Regions from separate parts of the Homo sapiens genome. Here region 2 is linked to region 1. Evidence: chromatin loops called from intact Hi-C (ENCODE). Cell type or tissue: CD14-positive monocyte. All regions are shown on one strand. Links, peaks and the distances in the headings refer to the core of each region. The heading gives the core; the rest is flanking DNA. Region 1 has its middle 45 kb from the start of SLMO2-ATP5E. Region 2 overlaps ZNF831 (zinc finger protein 831).

Region 1 (2,915 bases), core at 296-2,795:
ATGCAAATAATGTAAGCATATATCAGCCAGAAAGGTTATAATCCTTCTAATAAAATCCATATGGTTTTAAAGGAGGTTTTACATAGAAAAAGAGACTTTAGAAAGAAAAAACAAAAAATATGTACTGGTCTAAAACTTTGAAATAACAACCAGACTGTATGCCTGGGACAGCGTGAATTACTGTGAGTAGAGAATGCTGTTTGTATTCATTTTAGTGTCTGTTAGGAAGTTAGGCAGATAGTAATTTTAAAAAATGGGCTGGTAGAGTTTTGCTATTGATTTGTAAAGGTGACTTGTGTACCATGTGACAAGGTATGTAACTGATATGACTTATTCAGATGCAATCACAATTTAAAGATTTCATACATTTCTTTATAAATATTCCTTAATAATCCAGAAAATATCACATAAATACTCGTATAGTAAGAACGGAATTGTGAACTCCGTATTACTACTAGCCATTCTTAGCATGTGAATTCCAGAAGTGTTTTCCAAAATGGAAGGCACTGATGGAGATTTACTGTTCAGTATTGTAGGGGTTACCAAACTATGGCCCACAAGCCAAATCTGGCACGCTGGTTTGTTTTGTAAATAAAGTTTTATTGAAACACAGCCATGCCCACTTATTTACATATTGGCTCTGGCTGCTTTTGTGTTGTACCAGCAGAGTCTAGTCACTGCGGCAGGATCTTCTGGCCCCAGAATCTCAAATATTTTCTCTCTGGCCCTTTACAGAAAAGCTTGCCAACCTCTGGCTTGTAGAATCATTCAGAATTGTGATGATTTATATGTACTTTAATATCCACCGTGATAGCGAATTGGCAGATTAATTAATTTTGTTTCTCTTTGCTTTGTTACAGTCAAAATAAATTAGGTGTTTATTTTAGAACTTGTGGCTGATTAATGCTCAAAAACAAATAAGCAAAATCACTCATCAGAACTAAATACTCTGCAAGTTATTTTCACAAAAATAAACGAGGCGGAGAATAAACAGGACAAAAAATGGGTAATATAAATAATGAGACACTTATTCAAAGCTGAAGACTACCCTCAGGCTGCTAGGACAACTTAGGCTCTCACAAAAAACGATTAACCTTGCTCGGAATGCATTCGCCCTCTTTTCTGTGAAGTAAACATTTCTTGTCAAAGGCATCCTGACAGTGGTAATTAAGTTCAGAAAGTTCTATACTGAGTGGGAGATGTGCCTGTATTGCTTGACTTTTTTTTTTTTTTTTTAATGAGAAGACAACATCTCATGGTAGAGAGCTGAACTTTCAATTTTACAGGCGAATTCTACCAGTTTATAAATTTGGGATGCAACTGTAAATAAATACATAATAAATGTTCTCTAAAATACAAGATATAGGTAATAAGAGTTAAGAGGAAAATAATTGCAGTGATCAAAACAAAATTTAAAAATAGAGGTAAAATGAATGGCTTGGAGCATCTCATAGGCTGGGAGAATGCTCTGAACCCATGCATCGCCCCGGTCAGAAGGACCACCAGGGGGCGCCTTGTTTCTAAGCTTTCCCTAGGGGTTGTTCTTGGTTAAGATTCCTGGATTGGTAAAGATTCTTTGCCGTGTTTGGAGAGATCCTGAAACTGATTAATCAACTCTGAGGCTTTCAGTTCCTTGCCAATGATCCAACAGATCCATCCCAGTGGGATGGTTATGTCCCTTAGATTTAGGAACCTGTATTTTAATTAATATAGCTTTCAAGCTACAAAGTTTTGTAAAACCTATAGTCAAGTGCAGCCCTGGATCTTTTTCATATGAATTTGTGCTTAGGTTAAGATTTATTCCCCGAAGAACTGTTTATGGAAAACCAGAGGATGTATATTAGAGTTCTGGGAATCTAGTGTCTCTTTTCTTCATCCTCAGAGTATGTGACCTTGAGCCAATGGCTTGACCTCCTCAGGCTCCAACTTCCCTAACTGCCACTTTTGCAAGCTGAGTTTATAAACATGAGTTGAGATAATGCCTGTGGAATGTCTGGCACATAGTGGGTGCTTCATACCCTTTATCAAGTTTCTGTTATCCTTTATTGTATTAAAACAAATAACAGAGATCCAGGGTTTTATGTTCATGCCTGTTAAATTTCTTCCTAATTTCAGTTCATCTTTCATTTTCTTTTTCTTTTTTTCTTTTTTTTTGAGACGGGGTCTCGCTCTGTCACCCAGGCTGGAGTGCAGTGGCACGATCTTGGTTCACTGCAGCCTCTGCCTCCCAGGTTCAAGCAATTCTCCCACCTCAGCCTCTCGAGTAGTTGGGATTACAGGGGTGCACCACCACACTTGCCTGATTTTTGCATTTTTAGTAGAGACGGGGTTTCACCATGTTGGCCAGGCTGGCCTCAAACTCCTGACCTCAGGAGATCCACCCACCTCAGCCTCCCAAAGTGCTGGGATTACAGGTATGAACCACTGTGCCCGGCCTCAGTTCATCTTTCAATGGTAAAAATCCTTCTGAATCTTCATTTATTCTGACAAAGGACGAGTGTTCCCTTCCAGTCCTGGGATACCTCTAACTTGGATTTTCATTTTTCCAAGCCTTCATCCTAGTTCAACATTCACAGTCAAGTGGAGCTCCAAGGTGCAAAACCAGGCATTCTCCTTCCAGGTTGATAGCAACTGACACTTTTTGGGGAAAGCCTGTCATGAGTGATACATTGGGGAAGCCAAGGTCAAGGGCAAAGAGGGCAATGACCATCACTGGGGATGCTCACCGGGTCCTGGGCCTAAAGTCCACTCTCCCAGGTCCTCCTGCTTTCCTGTTGGATGCCAGTCACACACCCTGATCTTTTGGTGGCCCCTGGTGTCTTCCCACTTTGCTAAGCCTTTGATGGCTTGGTTCTGAGATGCATGTGTCCTCACTGCCTCAAATAGCGAAGAGGGACCCGTGTTGTCCATCTTTC
Region 2 (2,915 bases), core at 204-2,703, 120 kb after region 1:
TTTCTTTCTCTACCCTCATCACATCCCTCTGAGATGTGAATACTTTGTTTTGAAGACAAATACATCTTATTTGAAGAAAATTTATTTGAAGACAAATAAATCAGATGATCCAGTAGGGCTCCTCCAGATGGAAGGTCTATGAAGAATGCTGTCCAGTACAGTGGTCACTAGCCACACGTGGCTATTTAAATTCATTAAAGTGAAATACAATTTAAGACTCAGTTTCTCAGACACACTAACTACATTTCAAATGCACAATAGCTACATGGGCCTAATGGCTGCTGTATTTGTCAATGCAGATTACAGAACATTTCCATCATTGAAGAATAAACTGTTGGACAGTCTGTGAAGCAAGTAGTCAAGACCACGTAGCTTAAAACCTAATTGCAGCAACTATCCTTGACTAAGCCCTTGCTATGACTAAGCATCCTGGGAAGCATTTTGTGACCACCTCATTTAGTTCCTACAACAACCTCTGAAGCTAGGCGCATTATCCTGGGGAGGTGGGGGATGAGGTATGGAGGGATCAGGAGTTGCTCAGAGCTGACCAGCTAGTTAGAGGTTGAGCCCCGTGTTCTCCTGGGCACCCCACAGTGACTTTCCAGATTTTTCCAGGCATGTGCTCTCCAGGCTGGTTACTGCAAGCATGCTTCTCTCTTCTACAGGTACAAAGGGAATTTCTTGCAGAGCTGTGTTCAGCTGAGAGCCAGTAGACTTCGCACACCAACCTGGGTGCGAAGAAGAAGCCGCCACCCTCCCGCACTTGAGGGACTGAAGCCATGCAGGACCCCTGGGCAGACCTCTTCAGAAATAGCAGGTAATGCTCTCTTTGGAGGTGCATCCAGACTGGGCACTCGAAGGCACCCGCCCAAGGCATAGACACTGGGGATTTGGGATGGGCAGGAGTCAGCCCCAAGTGCCACAGGGGTCAGGCCCAAAAGGGAGAGTAACAGAGGCATGACGTCTATGAGACAATCAAAGTGACCCTAAACTAGTGGGGAGGGCATGTGGTAGAAGACGGAGAATTCAATATTGAGAAGTCACCAATATCCTTGAGTACTGGCCACCTGTGCCAAGCTCTGAACCAGGTGCAGGTTCCCTCCAGGACCCAGGAGAACATGAATCACAGCTCTTGGTGCCTCTAGTTTCACTATTTCTAAAAAGAAAGCTCACTCAGTTCTCTCTGCAGGGTCATTGTAAAGCTAAAGTGGGTCTGTGGATGGGCTTAAGAGCCCATGTGAAATAGAAAGATGAGTAGTTATGTGAGGCTGCAGGGTACATTGCTTACATGTGAAGTGGTAAGAGGCACACTCTTCACCATGCTTGGAAATAAATAAAAGGCGAACTAAGTGGGGCTGCTTCCTGGAAAAATGGCTATTTTAAGCTGCAATCACTGGGCAACCGGGGCAAATGGCTCAACTTCTCTGGATCTCAATTTCCTCTTCCTTTCTCCCCTCTCCCCAGCATTAAGGAGCTCAGCCTTAGCCTTGCTTGATTGTTGATTGGGAAAAATGAATACCCTGTGGGAAATGCTGCAGGGTCCCATCTGGCCAGCAGTGCCTGAATTACCATCCTTCTGTGGTTCATTGTTGTCTGTTTGGCTCAAGAGCTAACCCTTGGCTCTGTCTCATGCCTGAGGTCTTTGGCCCTGGGGGATCCTTTGCTGGGGCAACTCTGCCTCCACCTTTGTGTAGCTCCAGTGCCCCCTACAGGCAGATGGCACTTGAGTGCTCTCCCCACACCTCTGCTCCCCAACCCCCAGAGCCTTCCAGGGTAGGCAAGGACATGGAGTAGTCTTGTTTCCCAGAGAGAATTTAAATCCAGGCAAGAATTCATCTTACAGTTGGGGCCAGTTGTTGAAGAAGAAAGGTTGTTTTTGTTAAGGAAGGTCAAGGGTCAAGCCCCATGTGGGAGAGGCTGGGATGCAGGGGGTTGGGTAGGTGGAAATTCCATCAAGAAGCTGGCTCTGAGCTCTCTTCCTCATCTGTGGCTCTCAACCTCACCTCCATCTCCCTCCTCTGTATCCAGCGAAATTGCCCATTGGGCTGTGCTTGATACTGCCACGCCCCATGGAGGGCATCTCAGGGCTAAATGCTGGTCTGTACCACCAGGACAAGAGGATGTCTCCCCCATGCAAAGGCCAGGGGACCATGCAACTCTCTGCTTTCTCGTTGGGCCGTCCTGTGACAGGCACAGGTGCCATCGATATCACCTCTGTGCTCTCCAGGTGCCCTGTGGATGCCCCTCGTCTCTCCTTAAGAGTTTTCCAATGTATAACCCACAGCTGGGAATCCAGGTCCAGCCCAGCACCCTCTGAAGTGCCAACTCAGGGTACCTGGGAATTGTGCACAGAATTGTGTGTGTGTGGGTGACTTCCAGAGGCATGGGAACTCCAAGTACGAAGTGAGCCTCGGGGGTCATGGTACTTGCTGGCTGACTCCTCGTTCCCTGTTCCCATGGACTCTTCCCTCACTTTTGCCCCCATCAGCTCCAGTTCTTGAATTTTCCTTTATGGGGTAGAGCTTGGATGGAACCCCTGCTGAGACGCTGGCAGAGAGCTGGTAGCCCCCGCTACCTGGGAGGTTCTGATGGTCACTGGTGGAATCCAACAGAATCAGCCAGAGCTCTGCCAGTTGCCCCCATGGAGGAGCTTACCACCAGCTCTCTTCCCAGCACCTTAAGGACAGCCAAATGGAGCTGCTCCTGGAACTCCCCGTCAGCCTCCCTGCTTAGCTCCCCAGGCACTGGACTCGGCACTGTGACAGGGAGGGGAACTAAGGTGACCCCTGGTCTCGATAAATGTGGTACAGGACAAAGACAGACAGACTGACCCACTGTCCACCCCTTAGCTCAGATGCCACCGGGAACGACATTGGCAGATCTGTTTGCTTCCCCGGGACATCTCGTGTCTGTCT

Evidence for each region. Hi-C counts contacts between places; a loop is a spot of excess contacts. Peaks named below come from ENCODE experiments on the same cell type or tissue, not always from the same donor. Only the 100,000 strongest peaks of a DNase experiment are listed, where the experiment ranks them.
Region 2: a loop joins it to region 1, with 8 times the contacts of the local background. A loop is called at or near these places in 51 of 110 quality-filtered maps.

What each region holds. Positions count from the first base shown.
Region 1 is chr20:59,086,517-59,089,431 of GRCh38, forward strand. No RefSeq gene overlaps it. Among named protein-coding and RNA genes, the nearest start is that of SLMO2-ATP5E, 45 kb to the left of the region's middle. In CD14-positive monocyte, for the core only: CTCF peaks have their summits at 1,525 (motif pointing right) and 1,731; a DNase peak (open chromatin) is centred at 1,515; H3K27me3 peaks cover 249 bases.
Region 2 is chr20:59,206,240-59,209,154 of GRCh38, forward strand. ZNF831 (zinc finger protein 831) reads left to right here. Exons shown (of 6, transcript NM_178457.3): 4 at 666-817. Among named protein-coding and RNA genes, the nearest start is that of ZNF831, 44 kb to the left of the region's middle. In CD14-positive monocyte, for the core only: CTCF peaks have their summits at 1,734 (motif pointing left) and 1,933; a DNase peak (open chromatin) is centred at 1,712.